Regions from separate parts of the Homo sapiens genome. Here region 2 is linked to region 1. The links are chromatin loops, found by intact Hi-C in ENCODE. Cell type or tissue: gastrocnemius medialis. All regions are shown on one strand. Links, peaks and the distances in the headings refer to the core of each region. The heading gives the core; the rest is flanking DNA.

The links. Peaks named below come from ENCODE experiments on the same cell type or tissue, not always from the same donor. Only the 100,000 strongest peaks of a DNase experiment are listed, where the experiment ranks them.
Region 2: it touches region 1 in a loop (2.6-fold over the local background); 26 of 110 quality-filtered maps call a loop at or near these places.

What each region holds. Positions count from the first base shown.
Region 1 is chr15:31,203,004-31,213,181 of GRCh38, reverse strand. No RefSeq gene overlaps it. Among named protein-coding and RNA genes, the nearest start is that of LINC02352, 7.9 kb to the left of the region's middle. In gastrocnemius medialis, for the core only: no CTCF peak of the experiment used is centred there; no DNase peak of the experiment used is centred there.
Region 2 is chr15:31,269,677-31,279,854 of GRCh38, reverse strand. No RefSeq gene overlaps it. Among named protein-coding and RNA genes, the nearest start is that of LINC03034, 44 kb to the right of the region's middle. RefSeq lists enhancers at 359-859, 860-1,360. In gastrocnemius medialis, for the core only: no CTCF peak of the experiment used is centred there; a DNase peak (open chromatin) is centred at 4,184.

The DNA.
Region 1 (10,178 bases), core at 2,179-10,178:
CTTGTAAACTCCAGCTGAGTTTTAAGGCTCAGAAGTTTTCAGGCAAAGCAACATTGGATATTAAGACCTGGAAGTTGGTTTTGTTCTTTTTTTGATCAACTAGCCCTTCTTTTATGTCTGTTCGTGGCCAGACGTAGTCTGCGGCTTCACGTAGTAACATCTGATTAAATGATGCACAGCCTATCCTGGGGCCATAGACAGATAATTGCAGGGCTTAATTTTTTCATTTGATGAATAATGAAAGCTTTGCTCATTTTGTATGTGTGGGAAAGAGACAACTTTAATATATTTGAACTTGCAAATGGCTTTTTAGTATTGCTGTCCTGACACACTATAACACAGCCCTGATTGGTTATCTACGAACCTTTCAAAACAGAACAGGCGTTTGGTGCCAAACAGGGCAGGGTGTGGAAAGGAGGGATTCCCTGCCTGTCCTTTTATGTAATGTAATGCACATACATGGCAGAACAAATATTTCTTCCCTAAACACTACATAAACAGTATATCCCACAAATGATCATCATTTGTCATGAACGGTCTCATCATATTCTAATGTCTTAGGGCTGCTACCAGGCTTTTCTCAAGCAACAGAAGAAATTATTCCTACTCGTATTGCTTCTTTTTTCCAACTTCCCTGCCTATGAGCATGGGGGGGAATAGAAAGGGCTTGGCCCAGGAGCCAGCGGGGAAGCTCTAGTTCAGCAATGAACTCTGCTGTGACTTGGCTGTGTTACATCACAGGACTCACTTTCCTTCTTTGGGTTTCGATTGCTTTATCTGTCAGTGGGCAGAAGAGTAATTCCTCTTCCCTTCCTCTCTCCCCTTCTCTCCCTCCCTTCCTTCCTTTCTTTCTCTTTATTTCTTCCTTTCTTTCTCTTCTTTCTTTTTCTCTCTTTCTTTCTTTTCTTTCTTTCCTTCTCCTTCCTTCCTTCCTCCCTCCCTCCCTGTCTTCCCTCCCTCCCTCCCTTTCTCTCTCTTTTTCTCTCTCCTTCTCTCCTTTCTCTCTCTCTTTCTCTCTTTCTTTCTTTCTACAAGATCTTGCTCTGTCACCCAGGCTGGAGTACAGCAGCGTGATCACGGCTCACTGCAGCCTCAACCTCCAGGGCTCAAGCGATCCTCCCACCTCAGCCACTCAAGTAGCTGGTACTACAGGCGTGAACCACCATGCCTGGCTAATTTTTTGTATTTTTAGTAGACACAGGGATTTGCCATGTTGGCCAGGCTGGTGTCGAATTCCTGGCCTCAAGTGATCTGCCTGCCTTGGCCTCCTGAAGTGTTGGGATTACAGGCATGAGCTACCACACCCAGCCTGTTTTATCTTTTCATTATGGAAATTTTCCCTCTCAAACAAAACCAAAGGCAGAGAGAGTTGTAAAATTAGCCCTCCCATACTCCTCACCAGCTTCAACAATTATCAGCAAATAATCAATCTTGTTTCGTGTGTGTGTATTTCCACTCACTTTACCCCTGGCTTTATTTTAAGCAAATCCCCAGACATCTGTAGTTTCATTTGTACATATTACAGAATTACATTTCTTATCTAGTGGCTTTGTCTAGTGGCTTGAAATAGCAATCATTTATTGGATCGTAATTCTGTGGGTCAACAATTTGGGCTGGGATCAGCAGGATGGTTCTTCTGTTGGTTTTGTCTGGGCTCTGCCATTTGGATGCAGTCAGCTGGTGACTTGGTTGGAGCTGGACAGTCTTTGATGGCCTCACTCACATGTTTGGGTAGTTAGCTAAGGTGCCTCAGTTCTCCAAGTGGCCTCTCCAGCAGGCTAGCTTCGGCAAGCTTTCATGGTGGCAGCTTTCCGAGAGAGGGCAAGCCCAAATGTGCAAGCACTTTTCAAGTCTCTGCCTGCATCATGTTTGCTAATATCCTATTAGCCAAAACAAGTCACATAACCAAGCCCAGCATTAATGTGGGAAGGAGAATCATAAGGGCATAGAAATGAGGAGTAATCCACTGGGGGCCATTACTGTAGCAATGTATCAAGAGAATATGCTTCTAAAATATAAAAACTCCCTCCCATACACCCTTTTTAAAAACATAACCACAATTCCATTATCACAGCATACTAAATTAACCATAAATCTTTAAATATTGACAATATCCACTTGGTGTTTACATTTCCCTAATTGACACATAAATGTTTCTGTTTTGTTATTTTTTATAGTTGTTTGAATCAGGGTTCAAATAAACCTACACACTGCATTTGGATATGTCCCTTAAGTCTCTTTAAATCTACAGATCCTCTGTTCTCTCTCTCTATTATTTTATTTTATTGTTTTTGAGACAGGGTCTCACTCTGTTGCCCAGGCTGGAGTGCAGTGGTGAGATTTAAGCTCATTGCAACCTCCACCTCCTGGATTCAAGCAGTGCTCTAGCCTCAGCCTCCTGAGTAGCTGGAACTACAGGCATGCACCACTATGTCAGGCTAATTTTTATTTTTTTTATTAGAGACAGGGTTTTGTCATGTTGGCTAGGCTGGTCTTGAACTCCTGACCTCAGGTGATCTGCCTACCTCAGCCTCCCAAAGTGCTGGGATTACAGGCGTGAACCACCTCACCCGGGCCTCTCTCTCTTTTGAATGTTATGGTACTTTATTGAAGAACCTAGGTTGTTTTTCCTGAAGAATGTCTCACATTCTGGATTATGTTGTTTGCACCCCCGTTTCTGTTTAACATGTTCTTCCATCTCTGCATTTCCTGATATATTTAGGGGATTAGATGTGGAGGACCCATCAGATTTCAGTGTAGGTTTTTGGAAATGTTTCATAGATGATGTTAGGCATTTCCACCAGCACACACATAATGTCTGGTTGTATCTCTTTTAGTGATGGTAGGATATACTATAGGGTTCGGGTGTTTTCAGCCTGACCCATCAGCTTTTTTTTTTTTTTTTTTTTTTTTTTTTTGAGATGGAATCTCACTGTGTCACCCAGGCTGGAATGCAATCGCATGATTTTGGCTCACTGCAACCTCCGCCTCCAGATTCATGTGATTCTCCTGCCTCAGCCTCCCAAGTAGCTGGGATTACAGGCACCTGCCACCATACCCAGCTAATTTTTGTATTTTTAGTAGAGATGGGGTTTCATCATGTTGGTCAGGCTGGTCTTGAACTCCTGACCTCAGGTGATCCACCCGCCTCAGCCTCCCAAAGTGCTGGGATTACAGGCTTGAGCCACCGCGCCCGGCCGACCCATCAGCTTTTTGTTGAGGGGTTTTAGCCCTTGATAATCATGACCTTCATCCGATATTCCAGTGGGGAATTCAATGTGGAATTTTCTAATTCTATCATTCCTCTGCATGGATTAGCTCATCCACAGTTTGGCTCTCCTGGGGTACTGTTTATATACAAAAGGCAAGAAAAGTCCCCATTCTTCCCCGTTATATACCAGTTTTCAGAAAATATTTTGACTTTCCAGCATTCTCCAAAAGTGATCAATTAAGATTGCTTCCTTTTGTTTCGTTTGAGCATTATGATGAAGCCATATTTGGTTTTGGTTTTCTTTTGTTTTCACATTTGAAATGTTTCTGAATACTTCAGGTTTTATTCTTTTTAATGTTCAAACTCTCCCATCTTTGGCCAATGAGGCTCTTCAAGCTGGCTCTTGAGTCCTTTTTACTCACTCTAAGGAGTCTTTCCAAGGCTCACGTTGTCCATTTCTTGCCCTGCACTGGGAGTTAGTTAGGCATTTCTCTGAGAGCATGGCTTCTTTCAGTGGAAAATGCAATTTAGAGACCACAGTCTGGGCACTGGGTGGGGTTGGAGGGTTGAGGAGAGTTATTTGTGACTAAATTAGTCATTGTTTCTATGTCTTGGAGAATTACAGCTTCAGAACTAACAGAATAATAATTTCAGGACAATAATATGAAAATTAGTACCAACAATGTGATTACTAAAGACAGTTTAAGATTTTTTGGTCTTTGCAGTTCTTTTTGCCCTTAGGATACATCTCACTAGGGATGAAGCACCCAATTACACAAAGCCTTGTGTTAAAGGGCCCTGGAAACCATTTTTCTCCGTGGGTTAAGCTACCAAGTAGATTCATACCTTTATGTCTGTCATGTTACTTTTGACCTTGAAATTGCTTTCTTTTTCCTTTTGGCTTAATTTTGTTTTATAGTTATGTAAAACATTTACATGATTTCAAAGTCCAATCTATAAGACAAAGTGTGATCAGAGGAACCTGGCTTCTATCCCAGGCCCCCACGCTTCCCTACTCCCCTTTTCTGTACCCTCCTTTTCTCACTTGAAACTGCATTGCAAGAGCACTTCCTTAGGCATCAGGAGCACTTCTTTCTTACGGACATCCAGTGGTCTGTTGTGGGGATCACCAGGGTGGGAAGAGGAGTGTCCACATTGTGCGTTGCTACCCACCATGGGTTTGAAATTGTTTTAATGGTGCTTAAAGTGTAAATGAAATAGAATAAAAGAGTAAGTATTGTTTGTGTGTAACCATTGTTTAGTTTTATATACCTGTGTATGTACTTTTTTTTTTTTTTTAACAGAGTTTTGCTCTGTCGCCCAGGCTGGAGTGCAGTGGCGTGATCTTGGCTCACTGCAACCTCTGCCTCCTGGGTTCAAGCGATTCTCCTGCCTCAGCCTCCTGAGTAGCTGGGATTACAGGCATGAGCCACCAGGCCCAGCTAATTTTGTATTTTTAGTAGAGATGGGGTTTCACCATGTTGGTCAGGCTGGTCTCAAACTCCTGACCTTAGATGATCCACCTGCCTCGGCCTCCCAAAGTGCTGGGATTATAGGCGTGAGCCACCATGCCCGGTGTATGTACTCTTTTACAGTGCATCTTGATGTGTTTTGTGCTGCTATAACATAATAATATCACAGGTGGGGTTACTTATTTATTTATTCATTGAGACAGAGTCTCGCTCTGTTGCCCAGGTTGGAATGCAATGGTGCAATCTCAGTTAACTGCAACCTCCGCCTCCTGGAGGTTCAAGCACTTCTCCTGCCTCAGCCTCCTGAGTAGCTGGGACAACAGGCATCTGCCACCAGGCCCAGCTAATTTTGTATTTTTAGTAGAGACAGGGTTTCACCATGTTGGTCAGGCTGGTCTCAAACTCCTGACCTCAGGTAATCTGCCTGCCTCAGCCTCCAGAAGTGCTGGGATTACAGGCATGAGCCACTGCACCCAGCCTGGTGGGGTAATTTGTAATGAACAAAAATTTATTGGCTCATGATTCTGGAGGCTGGGAAGTCCAAGATCAAAGGACTGACATCTGGTGAGGGCCTTCTTGCTGCATCACCCCCTAGAGGAAGGGCAAAGAAAGAGCCAGAATGAGAGCAAGGACTGAACTCCTCCTTTCTGTGGCATTTAATCCATTTATAAGAGCAAAGTCCTCATGACCTAATCACCCCTCAATGGTCCCACTTCTTAATACTGTTACAATGGCAATGAAATTTCAACATGAGTTTTGGAGGAGACATTCGAACCATAGCATAGTGCAATCTATTTGTTCGTCATCAAAAAAACTTGACAAACCCTGGATTAGTTAATTCTGAAGGTTCCTTTGGCACCAAGATTCTGTAATTCTGCCTGCTGTTTAGAGAATCATGCCCTAGGCTTCCTGGGACAAGCCCACCTTTTCCTTTGATAGATTTCTCAGGCATCAGCAGCTAACCTCTCCTGGCATTCACCTGTCTCTAAGGCAGGTGACAGTGGAAGTCAGAAGATCTAAACAGTGCCACTCTCTGCTGTGGTAGGTTCTCTGTGGTCTGGGGTTTGATCTTAGCATCTAGGTCTATATGCTTCCGGAAGCTCCCTCATCTTCTGCTGACTTGCAGGTGCTGCTGGAGATACTATCTGAGCATCCCCAAAGAGCCTTGGGAGCCATCCAGGTCCACACTCAGAAACCCACCCAGAGCTGGGGCAGTGACCTCCGTGTCCTATGGACCAGCTTGAGATATTTTCAAGATTCCCCAGGGTTACGCTGACTGGGCCAAATCCTTTGTAGAGGCTTAGTCTTTCCATGGGAATGGTTTGTACCTGGAGCCTACGAAACATGACACTGAGGGTTACCTGTTTCCACACCATTGCCTTTTTCTTTAATGATGTGTGCCCAGGACGCCCGGGGAATCGGGATTGGCTTGGTGTTGGGCTTTCCTGTGACTGGCTCAGGGTGGGCATGTGATGCAGTGAGCAGGAAGGGGAGTGTTACAGTGAGAGCTTTTCCAGGTGGTGAGGAAAAAGCACACTTTCCCTCCTGCTGGGGCCCTGTGCGGTGTGAAGTGCTGGGGGTGGGAGCAGCCCTCCGTGATTTATGAGGGAGAAACCCCAAACCCCAGACATGCTGAATAGGCCCGGCAGCCCGTGGGAGCATTCCTGAGCCTTGGCAAAGGGGCGTCCCTCAGAGTCATTATCACAGATACCACTGATGACCAGACATTCTGTGGCTTGCAGTCAGTGGCATCCTGTCAGAGAGGATCACGCTCTTCCTTTGAGGTCCACGGGAAGGGACCATGCTGGGGGTACCTTATAGGCCCCTCACTGTTTGGAGTTCTGGAGCTCCAAGAATCAAGGAATTTGGTTCTTGCCCTGCACAAATGTGAAGCGAGGATGCCCCCTTGGCATTGCCATGCCCATTGCAACGGGAATGAGAGAGGGCAGGGCAGGCTGCTCATTTTGTAATTGGCAAAGGGAGGGGGCTTTTTATAATAGAAACTAGGGCAGTTTTGACAGTCCCACGGACCCCCTTGCTTTGGTGTGAGCAGCCACACCCTGTTGTGATTTTATTGTCATCATACTGTCACTTGATCAGCTCCTTTAAGGCTTCGCTGACTTTTATTCTCTTAGATACTGTTGTTTGTGCAATAAGACTCTGAAGTCTTTGCAAGCAAGTTAAATTGAGATACACCAATTTCTTGCATGCAGTATAGGAATTATTCTCTAAAATGCAAATGTAGTATATTAGTTCTTAATGGCTAGGTGTGGATCCAAGTTTTGTGAGGTCTGGAGATTATACAGTCATAAGACTCCTTTAAGAATTAAAAATTTGGAAAATAAAAAATTAGGTATAAAAGCAAATATTTAGAATGAGAAAATAATAAACCTTACAAATTTTAAAGAGCTGAAAACCATCACAAACATCATAAAGTACAGAAATATAACATAACATCTTTTTATAGCTAACTGCCTGACATAATTATATAATACGTGTTTTCCTACATTTTTGGCTACAAATTCTTTAGTCATCCTTTATATGGCAGGTTTTTTTGGTCATATTTCCTATACAACACATAAAAGGGTAATTTAATCTTTTATCTGGCACAGGGGGCCAGAAGCTTCTTCTGTAAAGGACCAAAGCAAATATTTCAGGCTTTGGGGACCAAGCCTATGTATTAAGTACCCATATCCGCCATTGTAGCAGGAAAGTGGCCATAGACAATTTGTAAATGAATGAGCATGGCTGTGTTCCAACAAAACTGTATTTACAAAAACAAGTGACAGCCTCCAGGACGTAGTTCAATTGATAGTCTAGCATCAAAATAATAAATTTAATTAAAAGTTTAGAAAACTTTCAGCTTCACAATCCATTATTAGTAATATCATGTACATTTTTAAGACTCAAATTTGGGACCTTTTCTTTTCTTTTTTGAGACAGAGTCTCACTCTGTCACCCAGGCTGGAGTGCAGTGGCACTATCTCAGCTCACTGCAAGCTCCACCTTCTGGGTTTACGCCATTCTCCTGCCTCAGCCTCCCAAGTAGCTGGGACTACAGGTGCCTGCCACCACGCCCAGCTAATTTTTTGTATTTTTAGTAGAGACGGGGTTTCACCGTGTTAGCCCGGATGGTCTCAATCTCCTGACCTTGTGATCCGCCCTCCTCGGCCTCCCTAAGTGCTGGGATTACAGGTGTGAGCCACTGCACCTGGCTGGGACCTTTTCTAATATGTTTTTTTCTCTATATGAGCTGTAAGGTTTCCAGGCATTTTCAGGTTTTCTTGTACAGAGATTCATCTTAATTAAACACACTTTGAAGTGATAATGCCTCTTAATCCGTTTGTCACTGTTATCTGCATTTCACTGCTTTGGTGGCAGTTTTGCATGCTTTTAACTGGAGCCATCAGACATCAGGACCAGATGTATCTGAGACACTAAAACATAATGTGATAAGATGAAATGTATGAAGAACACAACTGCACACACAAATGCTTTTGCTGTGGTAGTGCTACAAGTTTATGCCCCACAAACAGAAATTCTGACAAACCCTACTTCTTTTGATTACCAGCAGCAGACCTGGCTTGGAGGGAGGGTGGCTGACAGGAGGCAGAAGTCATGGTGGACACTACCTTGTGTGACTGAGATCCTTGCTTACCTACTCCATCTGGCCCAAGGGCTCATGCAGGAAGGCTCAAGGCATCTGCTCTGAGCCTCACAGCCTTGGCCATCAACCCAGCCCTGAGCTCCCACTTGCCCTGACTGGCTGGGCAGCCCTTCCCCGCTGCCCACCTGGAAGGAGCCACCAGGGACACAATGCCAGCTCCCTGTCCTGCTCCTTCTCGTCCACTCAGAGGGGTGGAAAGAGGATCCTACAGCGGCAAGCCCCCCACAAATCACCAGTCAGGGGTTCAAGTCCCCACTTGTGAATATCACAGGGAGAGTGGCCCAGCAGACCCCTGAGTGGCATCGTCATCAAGGGTTGGAGGATCCCAGGTTAGCAGCAGTGGGAGGGAGACCAGCGAGTGCCAACAACCCAGCGTGAAGAGCACAACTCACTTGCTACACTGGCAAACCCTTGGATGAGCCCACAGTTCCTTCCAACAAGTCCGGTTTTCCCCAAACACCTTTCTGATGCATACTGTAGGATGATTTATCCTCCTTAGTGAACTTGACATAGACGACACCGTGTGATGGTTAACGTCAGGTGTCCATTTGGCTGGATTAAAGAATACCTAGAGAACTGGTTAAGCATTATTTTGGGGCATGCCTGTGAGGGTGTTTGCAGAGGAGATTGGCATGAGTTTGAGTGGACGAGGGGGGGAAGATCTGCCCTCGATGTGTGTGGGTGCCATCCAATTGGATGAAGGCCCGAATAGAACAAACAGAAAAGATAAATTGGTTGCTGTCTCTCCTAGAGCTGGAATACACTGTTCTCCTGCCCTTGGACATAAAAACTCAAGGCTTTCCTGACGTAGGACTCCAGGACTTACACCAGCAGCCCACCAAGGTTCTTAGGTCTTCAGATTTGCACTGAGCCACGCCACTAGCGTCCCAGGGTCTCCAGCATGTCGATGGTCTGTCATGGGACTTCTTAGCCTCCATAATTGTGTGAGCCAATTCCCCTAATACATTCTGTCTCTTTTTTCTACAGATCTACGTCTATATATCTATATTCCATTAGCCCTGTCTCTCTGGAGAACCCTGACTAGTACAGAGAGGATCACGAGTAAGCAAGCAGGGCACTGACCTTGGATGGGCCACTTGACCTCACAGGGGTCTGGTTTTCTGGAGACAAACAGTGAGTGCCCTCTCCGCTGTGTTAGGGTGACGCTGAGACAATAGGCAGGGAAGCCTACATCCCCCTTGGCCTTTGCCTCGGTTTGAATGGCACCATAGGGCCATTTCCATGTCCCTGCTTCCTGAATCTGAGTCCTCTCCATCCCTGCAAGGGATGCTCCATTCCCCAGACTCCAGCGAAAACCCACTGAGGCAGAAAAGCTCATTGCCCAGCAGATCCCTCGAGTCTGCTGATCTTCCATCTGTTTCGTGGGGAACAGGGGTGGAGGTGGGCAATGAAAGAGTATCCTTTCTCTCACCCATGCCCAGCCCATATTTTGGGGTCCCGAGCCAGAGGAAGGTGGGGTTGCATCCCCCTAAGGCCTGCGCCAGCATTCAGAACACAGGGTTCTCAGTGTGCAGCCTCAGTCTATGGCAGCCCCTGACAAATAGCAGGGCTTTCTGTCTGTGCAGCTGTCTGCCTTACAGAGAGCTGTTTTCTGCCACATCAAAGGCTGGGGAGAACCCGGGCATGTCAAAGGTTTGGGAGAACCCAGGCATGGCTGCTTTCTCTCCCTCCTTCTGTCCTGCCTAGCCACACAGTGATGGAGAGAACCTCGTGACAGAGCCTTGCCCAGGTGCACGTGGGGCGGAGTTCATCACAGCGCTGGCTGGTTTGTTGAAAAGGAGGCCCGGCGGCTGTTCACTGTCTTGAC
Region 2 (10,178 bases), core at 362-8,361, 68 kb before region 1:
TCTGGGCCAGGACAGAGCAGCGGCACAGCGGTGTCAGTGCCAACCTGGTCACCATAGGCGCTACAGAAGCCGGGCCTACGGGCAGGATGTGGCTTGTGTTCCCTGCAAGTTTTCCCAAATCAGTCATATATGCAATCTCGGAAAATCACAGAAATCTTTGGTGAGCTCAAGTTTAACACTCCCACCCTCCCCAAGTTAATAGGACTCGGCCTTGGAGTGTGTTTCTAGGTTTGGGCAGGGAGAAAGGGGCTGAGCCTCTTCCTCATGAAGAGAAGATGGGGAAGAAGGTGAGATTTGGGGACCAGTGTGTGGGCTGTGTGGGCCACAGTCAGCAGCTTGCAGGCCCTTCTGGTTTGTCCATTGAGAAGACACTCTGAGAGCAGGGCAGGCAGCAAATGAAAGTGTGGGCCGTTGTTCAGAAAGCAGGAAGGGTGTTTTTCTCTGCTATTTAAAATCAGCCCTGGGCTCAGGGATCCCTGTGGGGCATGTGCAGACCTCCCAGGTGCCCAGGGCTCTGTCTCATCCGTGGAGTGTCTGTGCAGGACAGCCGGGGCCTGTGGCAGGGCAGGTGGCAGCCCAGAACACCTAACAGGGGGTGTGAAGGAAGCAGGGAAAGGAGCCTTGGTGGATGCTCCATTGCCCCATTGACTTCACTTACAAAACACACATTCAAGGATAAACTCATTAAGAATCCCAAGAGCGGAACCCCAGGGCACGGCCGAAGGGGTGGCATGCGTGGGAGCCTCCCCTGCCCGTGAGGCCTTCTTCCCATCCAGGACAAACTGGCCTCCTGCTGGGGCAGGGTGGAGTGGGGACCATGCCAGGGATGGGGCACCGTTGCAGGACTGGAGGTTTGGGACAAACCTTAGCCCCAGGCGGCCCAAGGCAGCCACAGTGCAGAGCAGAGGGGAGACAGCGAGGGCTGCTGAATGCAGGGTGGGAGTGGACACCAGGCGCTCCGCCCCACACCTTCCTCACAGCCCTCATGCCCACCCCACCCACTGGACAGAGACTGGTTCACAGCCTGTTCCTCCCCAGTAATTGTCCTCTGCCTCAGGGAAGGTCCCTCCTGAGACAATGCTGCCACCAGTGGGACAATGACCCGCCAATGTTGCTGGTGCAGAGGCCCAGCCCCTTCAGGGTGCGAGGGCATCGTGAGCCTGTCTCTCTCTGTACCCCGTCCTGCCCTCCTCACTGTATGGAGCATGGGTGGTGAACCAGGGGGACTCTAGCCAGGGGAAGGGGTCCGACCAGCTGACGCAACATCCTAGTGGGTAAGGGACCTGGAGCCGGAGGACGGGGCTGCTCTGAGCACCACTCAGAAGATGATGGAGAATGACAACCAATGAAATCAAAATGGGAAAGTCAGAAGTCCTCCCTGATCTCCGGCATTTGGGGAATTTGGGGGATGGAAGTGAGAGGTGGATCACACCAAGGACATGGCGCAAAGTTACTGCTAGGTGTAGTGGAGCTCTCAGCCTCCAGGGGTGTCCCAAGCTAGGTCAGGACCTCGGTAGGGAAGGGAAGGGACCCTGAGATCTGGGACGGGGAGTCTGGGGAGGTGCAAGTGAGGACCTAGAGCTTCGGATTCCTATGTACATGCAAGGCCTGTGGAAGTGACCACTCCCCCTTAGGCAATAGTGTCCCTTCCCCCAGCCAGCTTGAAGACTGCATAATGGCCTCAAGCTGGTGGTGTCTGACAAGACAGTGCTTCCTTCAGACGCACCTCCACCATCCCTCCAGGCAGCCAGACTGATGGGAAGGGTCAAACCCCAATGCAGCCCGACTGGAGAGGACTGGACCTGCTAAGGGAGTAGAAGCCTGGTTTTGATTTTTAAAAGAATTGGAGTGAAATACATGTAACATAAAAGTTGTTATTTCTGGGTGTAGAGCTCCCTGGCAGTAAGTACACTGGCAACCGTCACCACATCCATCTCCAGAACATTTTCATCTTCCCAAACTGAAACTCTTCCCCATTCATCACTAAGTCCTCACTGCCCCCTCCCCCCTAGTCCTGGCAGCCACCATTCTATTCTCTGTCTCTGTGGATTTGGCTACTCTGGGTTCCTTATGTAAGTGGATTCATACAAGATTTGTCCTTTTGCTACTGGCTTATCTCACTCAAAGTAATGTCCTCAAGGTTCATCCAAGTTGGGTCATGGACAGGGAAGGCTTTGATGCCAAAGAAGCTGCAGGCCCAGGCTGGACCAGGAAGACCAGTAGAGTGTGCCTGGGCCTGGGCCTGAGGATGCCGGAGCACAGGATGAGGGAGAGCCTGTCAGTGTGGGCACACCCACCCTGAGGCAGAATTTCACAGCCAGCCAGGACCCCAGGAGATCTCTGATGCGGAACTTCACGGCCTGGCCTGCACCCCAGGAGACCCCTGATGTGCAATGTCACAACCCAGCCAGGACCCCAGGAGATGGTGTTACCATGTGCTAGAGTGATTCTTGGAATGCCTGGGAGGGGACAGCTCAGGACCAAAGGCTCTGAGTAAGGCTGGAAAACCCAGGAGGTCTGATGGACCCCCATACACCAAAGTGACAAAGAGCACTGGTGAGGGGGTGGCACGTGGTTGAGAAGTCAGTGGTGCTGTCCTCTGAGGGTCAGGGCTGACAGTAGAGGTTTCTAGAGGACCTTAATAGCAACAGGGATGATGACAAAGTCTCGATGGCATAGAGAACAGATGGTGCTGCTTAACCTTCAGAAGCGAGGTGGATGCAATTATCTCAGCAGATGGCCACTCCAAGTAGCATCTGGGGCCCATTGTGCAGAGAGCCGCAGAGGTGGTTCCTCAAACCCAGAGTCCACAGAGGCAAGCTGGGTAGGCAGTTAACAAGGGCATGGCTTAATTGTGCGATAAACAGTACCCAGGATGGACGACCAGGAGGCTGAGGGCAGCCACCTCCCACCCCCAAATCACAATCCTTTGGCTGGTTTCTGGCCCCAAGCCAGTCCTCAGACCCAGAACCCAGACTGAAGGAGATACCAGATCTGTGAAGACTGACCTGCAAACCCTGGCAAGTGTGGGCAGTAATGACTCCTCCAGGCCTTCCCCAAGGGGCTCCTCAGCCATGGACTTGCATTTCCATGCACAGGGGAAAGGGAGACATCCAGAAATGTGTGGGACTCTGCTGGACGCAGGATCTGAGTTGACATTGATGAGTGGAGGTCCCAGTATCTCCATGGGCCCATGGTGGGGAGGAGCATGAGGGACCAGATCCCGAGTCTGGCTCACTGTGGTCAGGGGTCACCTCTCCACCACCTGCACATATGCTTAGGATGGAGATTCCCAGCAGTCAGCAGAACCCACATGGATTCCTTCACCTGTGGGGGAAGAGCCATCAGAGCAGGAGGGCCAAGTGGAAGCCTCTGGGTCTCCCCTCCCCTGGCCAGGATAGCAAATCAAAAATGGTATCACATGGCAGGGGGGAAGTGGCAGAGATTAATGCCACCCTCAAAAAGTTCAGTAGTTCAGGGGTGGTGGTCCCTGTCATATCCCCATTTAATTTACAAGCCTAGTTTCTACAAAAACCAGATACGTGGTATCAGTGGCAGTGGACCATCCAAACTGAAGCAAGTACTGCCCATTGCAGCTGAGGCATCAGAAGCAGTGTCTAGGGTAGAGCAGAAGAATGAAGCTCAGGGGCGTGGCATGAACCCATCCATCTGGGACTGTCGTCCTTTCCATTCCCATAAGAAGGGGACCAGGAGCAATTTGTATTCCTGTTGGGTGGACAACAACACACCGTTATCCAGGGGAGCCCAGACCATCTGGTCATTCTATGAATGGATGATTCATGTCTATTGGGTTCTACCCGCAGATGGCTTGTCCTCCAGGCTCACCACACAATGATGTGGTGGTTCTTTGGCAAGTCCAAAAAATAAAATAAAAATCACTCATGCCATGGTCACGGTGGGAGCCAGCTGAGGGGTGACGCGTCCAGCTGGCCTGCTCCCTAGAGTCAGGGGCAGGAGGCCAGCCCCAGGTTGGGGGAACCTGGCAAAGGAAGGGGTGCTGGAGAGTGTCACCATGCATGTCAGAGGACAGGGAACCCGGAGCGGGGTGGGGTTCGTGTCTGACATGGGAGCAGGGCAGGCACTGTTCCAGGCCTAGGAGATGGGATCACTTTAGGGAACAACTGGGCAGATGCTGGAGGGTCTCCAAGACAGGCTGGGGTAATGGAGCATTGTGCACAATAGCCTGGCAGAGCTCCCACAGCCCGTGTGGCCACTCTGCGATCCAATCAGAAATGGCCCCTCTCCTGTAGAATGAAGGGCAGGACTCTGGGTGGGACTCAACCTGCACAGCAGCACCCAGAGCCCGTGCCAAGTACCCAAGAGCTGACAGGCAACCGGGGCATGGCCTGGAGACTGCAGCTGACCGTGAGGCTTGCATTCCTCCAGCCCCTCTGCTGCCAGCCCAGCTTTGCGTCTTCTGCCTTATAAGTGTCCAGGCATGAGCCACTGTCCCTCTCCTCTACAGTTCCTCATGTGCTAACCGCAAGTGGAGCAAATGCTATGGATGGGCTGGCCGCACACCCTCAGACACACAGGTGGGCTCTCCTGCCCCGTACTCAATCCTCTCCTTCATTCTACTCTGTGAGCAGCTCAGGGCAGCAGAGCAGTCGGTTCCAACCAGGCCTCTGGGATCCTCCTTCTACCGTGGGGACTTATCCCGCCATTGCTCCTTCCAAAGGGGAATTCCAGAGCCAGATAGCAGGATAATAAAAATGCTTCCACTTTTTCCTTTGGGAACCAACCGAGAGCAGGGAAGGAGCCTGTGGCGCTGTGAACTGGCCAGTGGGCAGAAGCACAAGTCCATTCTCCCTGCATCTACATCCAGCCAATCACCACCCCTAGGCCTCATGGTCTCTGAGAAGTGACAGTAATGAGGCCGACAGGCTCCTCCACCTTCCCCAACAGATGCATCATCCCCTTCTCCAGCTGTTCTGGGAGCTCAGGAAATGCCCCTTCCTGTGGGGCCCCTGGCTGGAGCCCTGCCTGAAGAAAGGAGCAGTGCTTTTGCCTCTGGCCCACGAGGGTGCTCAGAAAGGGCCTCACATGCTCAAGGCTGGGTTAGGATCTGCTGGAGCCTCACAGACACCAGGAACCAAGGGACACCCAGCAGGGGTGAATGAGGGCAGCTCCCAAGCCCTTAACAGCTGCCCTGCAAGTAGAGGACTGCAGGCTCTCGCAACCCTTGACTGTGCCGCGCACCCAGGACACTATTCTGTTGTTTGTTTTCAAAGGAGATCTTACTGAGATTGTGAATAAAGATTATGAGAACAAATAGAGCCATGTTTCCTCAACATCAGCTGTTGCCCTTTCACGTGTTGGTGCGAAGTTTATTTGTCCAAAAGGTTTAGGAGGCTAAGCCATGCTTCTTTTTTCTTTTCTTTTCTTTTTTTTTTTTGAGAGAGTCTTGCTCTGTTGCCCAGGCTGGAGTGCAGTGGCACGATCTCGGCTCACTGCAAGCTCCGCCTCCTGGGTTCACGCCATTCTCCTGCCTCAGCCTCCTGAGTAGCTGGGACTACAGGCGCCTGCCACCACGCCCGGCTAATTTTTTGTATTTTTTTTTTTTTAGTAGAGATGGAGTTTCACCATGTTGGCCAGGATGGTCTCGATCTCCTGACCTTGTGATCCGCCCGCCTCGGCCTCCCAAAGTGCTGGGATTACGCGTGAGCCACCGCGCCCGGCCCATGCTGTTTTCTTGACTGTGCCCCAGAAACTTAAGACACACAGTAGGTCGCATCCAAGAGAGAACATCCGGGTCACCTGTGTGCCTAAGCAGCCCTAAGAACAGGGCTCTGTGCAGAAGGAGGAAGATGCCTGGGTGAGAGACACCGCATACATGCAAGGTTTCTGTCAAGAGGCTCCCCTGGCCTGGATGGCCCTGGGGGTGAAATTAGTGTCTTTAGGGAGAGTTGCAGAGCCTTTGAGGCTGCCCAAAGGACGGAAGTGCAGCCCATGGCTGTGGCGGGGGAGGGCAACACTTGTAACAGAGAACAGTGCCTCACTCAGGCCTGCCAATCCACACGTGGGTGGAGGGTCCTCTTTCCCTTTGAGACTGTAGGCTTCAGGGTCATGGGGTCCCCCTTCGCTCACCTCTCCTCTGAGGAGTGCATTGGTGCATATTTGAATCCCGTCAGGCCTGAGAGGCAGTTCCTGGCCCCACGGAAGCTCCGGATGGCAGCCTGGTCAACCGCATGGCATCTGGGGGATACGACTCATGTCCAAATCCCTGTTCCACTGCCTGCTGGCCTCATCCTCTGAGAGGATCGGGTCACTTCTGTAAATGGAAGTTTCCAGATTTATAAGATGGGAGTAAAATCACACCTACTGCCCCCAGGGTTTTGTGAAGATGAAGCCGGGTAACAAAGGTGAAGCTCTTGGCCTGGTATTGGCCACTGTGCAGGAGGCAGGAGACGCTGTTTGCGTGTCGTGGCCCAGGTCGGAGAGGGGCTGCAGTCTCCAATTCCAGCTAGAGTGTAGCAGGATGAGCCGTAGACAAAAGCCCTCAGACACCCGGTTAAGGAAGGATTTGGCTTTATTTGGCCGGGAACTTCGGCAGACTCACGTCTCAAGAAGGGCTTACAAATCTAAGGGGTTCCACGTGAAAGGGTCATGATAGATTGAGAGCACATCTGGTTAGAGTGGGGGCGGCGTTAATCTTTTAACCTCAGGCCTGGTCACCAGTGGCACCGGCTGGTCTTGCCACTGACTTCATTCCTGTTGTTTTTCAACTTTTACTTCCTCCTTCCCTTCAGAGACCGGAGACAGTAAAATAAATGGCCTCTCTCCTCAGGAGGACGTGGTCAGAAGTGGCTCAGGCCCAGGCAGGCCTCCGCAGAGGGCCTGGATTTTAAGGACCATCTGATGAAGCTCTCAACCTGTTCCCTGGAGCAGATGGAGCTCCCAGGGCTGCCGGCAGAAGGACACAATTCATCCAGCCTGGTTCTGAACCCAAAATAGCCATCCTGCTTAGGGCAGAGCAGCTTGCCCACTATCCTCCACGGGTGCAGGTTCCTTGGCCCAAGCTAAGCTCCATCTCCCACAGGAGGCTTGGAGCTCCTCCACCTGTGGGGGCAGGGCCACGGCGGGGGCCTTGGGGCTTCTTTGGAAACTACCAGGGTGAGGCAGGTGTCAAGGGCAAGGAGGTGGGAGGCCCCAGGAGCAGGATGCACAGGATCTGGGCCCGCCCACACCTGAGCCCGGCCACACCCACCTGGATCCTGTCCGGCTTCTACCAAAGGCCACTCCTTGCCTTGCATTGTGGTCTATTTTTTTCTTTTAATTGTCAATGACAGACCAGTCTTCTGCAGAGGCTTCCTGAAGGGCCTTTAAATTTCCAAGTCCAAACTCCTCAGCCTGGCAGCCAGACCTGCCTGGCCTCTGCCAAACTGTCACCTGCAGCCCCTGGAATGAAAAGCGTGAGTCTCCCTTTCCCCCTGCTCCATGCTGGCCAGGCTCTGTGTGGAAAGCCCACCTGCTCCTCCACCGCACAGCCCAGTGGGTTCAGAACTTCTGCTCATGCCAGGCTCCTGCAAACAGAATGGGAATCATTGACGCAACCCAAGCCTTTTGGGCCATGCCTCCCCCCCGGTGGAGTCCCCACCAGGGCCATATGCCATTTCGTCCTCCAATCTGGGCTTGGTGTTTTTATTAGCTCCATTTTACGATTGAGGTTTTCGAAGCCAAAGACAAAAAGGCTGGCTCTGGGACTGAAACCTTGGGCCACGCAGAGCCTTTCCGGTGGCCTAGGATCCCCTGAGGTGTCCATCATGTCCTTTTGTACCAGGCTGGCCCAGATTCCACTTGGGCCTCCTGACCAAGCTTTGCAAACAGGGATCAGCATGCCTGCATTCATCACTCACTGCCAGACACTGGGCTGGGGCTGGGGAGGCAGAGATGGGCAGCTGAGGTCCTCCACCCCTGTTGGGAGCTGAAGGCCTCCACGTGGCAGAGGCAGAACCACTGGGCAGAGAGCCAGGGCAAGGGGCTCCAGAGAAGACACCGTCACCTCCCGGCATGACAGAGACCACAGCCAGCACACAGTAGGCACCTTAATATCCACAGAGCAGATCAGCACCAGGGATGCATGCCCAGGCCTCAGCCCATGTGGCCCCAGAGAGTGAAGTGTCAAGCCCTGGTCTAGAACCTTCTTTCCTGCATCCCTTCCACGACCCCACAGCCTGAGCCTCAGCACCAGCTCTGCCCACGGGGATGTCTCAAACTCCGCCTGCTGGGTGCTTTCTGAGGTCACGTTTGGCCTCTACATCACTACAGTAAACATCAGCCTGAACCATGCTCCAGCCGTGGCTAAGTTGTAAGTCGATTTTATCTGCAGCCTGCTATCCCAAGGGCCTCTGGGTTCTTAAATCTGGCTGCATCAACTCCCAAGACTTAACTGGTCTTAGTGTCTTCTGAGGAGAAAGAAACTGCTTCCTGCCTCCCCACATTGGAACCCGGCCCCAAGAGGAGTCACTCAGTCAATATCCACCTTGGAGCTTCACACCACCATCATGTGGGGGCCCAGATATGGGAGAAGTCCCTGCGAGGTCGCAGCGCTTAGACTCATACTTGTGCTTTCCAGAGTCCCCCTGGCCGGTTCTGACTATGTGAATTCTGCTGTGCACAGGGGGATGCAACCACAAATGGCTTGTACTGCTGGAAGGATGGGAGCATTTCAAAGTAAAAATAAGAGCCATTGAGTTAAGTTGGCAGCTTCTGTGCCAGAGTACTCTGTTGGCCCTCAGCTCCATGCCTGCCCACCCTGCTCTCCTTAGTAGTCAAGGGGCTAGAAGCCTGAAAACTACATTTCCCAGGCTCCCTTGCAACTGGTTTCTGGTTAAGTGCTGCCAATGGGAAGTGGACGGGTGGGAGATAGGAGGAAGCCACTTTGCTCCTGGCTGTAGCTCCAATGGTGGCAGTGGGGTGATTGCTCCTGCAGTGACAATGGGAGTGGCCCCAGCAGCATTAGTAACAGAGGCAATGGGGATAAGAGGCTGGGCATCAGGGTGGCCCCTTCTCTGGGACACAGTTGGTGTCTGCAGAAGCTCAATACAGGCGCAGAGCAGGAGCAGCCTCAGATCTCTGTGTAACACCCTCTTGGCCCATTTGCTCCTCCAGCTTTTACAACATCTTTGTCATCGATTCCAGCACTAAATACCCTCTGCTTAAAATGCCTGGGATAGTTTCTGTTTTCCTGGCTAGAAGTTAACTGATTATAGAGTTGTTTGCCAATTAGATGTTTCCAGGTCTGGGCATTAAACCCCCTAGGCATTAAACTCCCCTGATTCTTCCAGAGGCCACCGTATCCTGGGCCCTTCCTCTTTCCTATCCCTCCTGGACTTGCACCCAAAGCCCTCCCCTCTCACCCCAGTTGGAATCACTTTCCCTTAGCCCACGCTTTACCCTTCTTGAAGCACAGACTCCTGCCATCCTGGGGGCCCTGGTCAGTGGGGAGGAACACACAATGCTTCAGGACCTTCTAGGACAGTTTCCCTGAGCCATTCTGGGCCTGAGGCCTCCATGTTTACACCTTTTCAGCTTCCTGTGGACCCCAGGGATCTCTTGGCTTCTACATGGAGGGAGCTGCTGTCATTCCAATCCTTTTCCCTAGGAGCTCGGGGCCCTAGCTTCTAGGGAACACTACTTCCATTCCCCTGCTCACTCTCTTTCTCTTTCCCCAGCTCACTCTTCTCCCTCACAGCTTATTTCTGATGATAATATCCAAAAAACAAGATCACGATGTGGTCCCGAAAGCTGCCACATCATCCTTACTAATGATAGCATTCTCTGGAAGATGACATTCACTGGGGTTCAGAGGACATATTGCTGAACCACCCCAAACAGTGATCTATTATTTCTCATGATTCTCTTGGCTACTATCATCCCATGGCATTGACTAGAGTCACATTTTTGGCTGTGCTCACTTGGCTACCAGTCTGTGTTGGAAGGTCCCCAAAGCCTTCCCTCACCTGCTTAGTGCCTTAGTGGTCCTCCACATCACCTTTCTATGTGGTTAGCTTGGGATTCCTCACAGCCTGGTGGCCCCAAGGCAATATGACTTCTTACATGGTGTAGAAACATGGGTTTGTGTGCCCTGCAGAGCTGAAGGAGAGGGCAGGACTTCAGGAAAATGGTGAAAAGGTTCAGGACTTCTCGAGAAACCA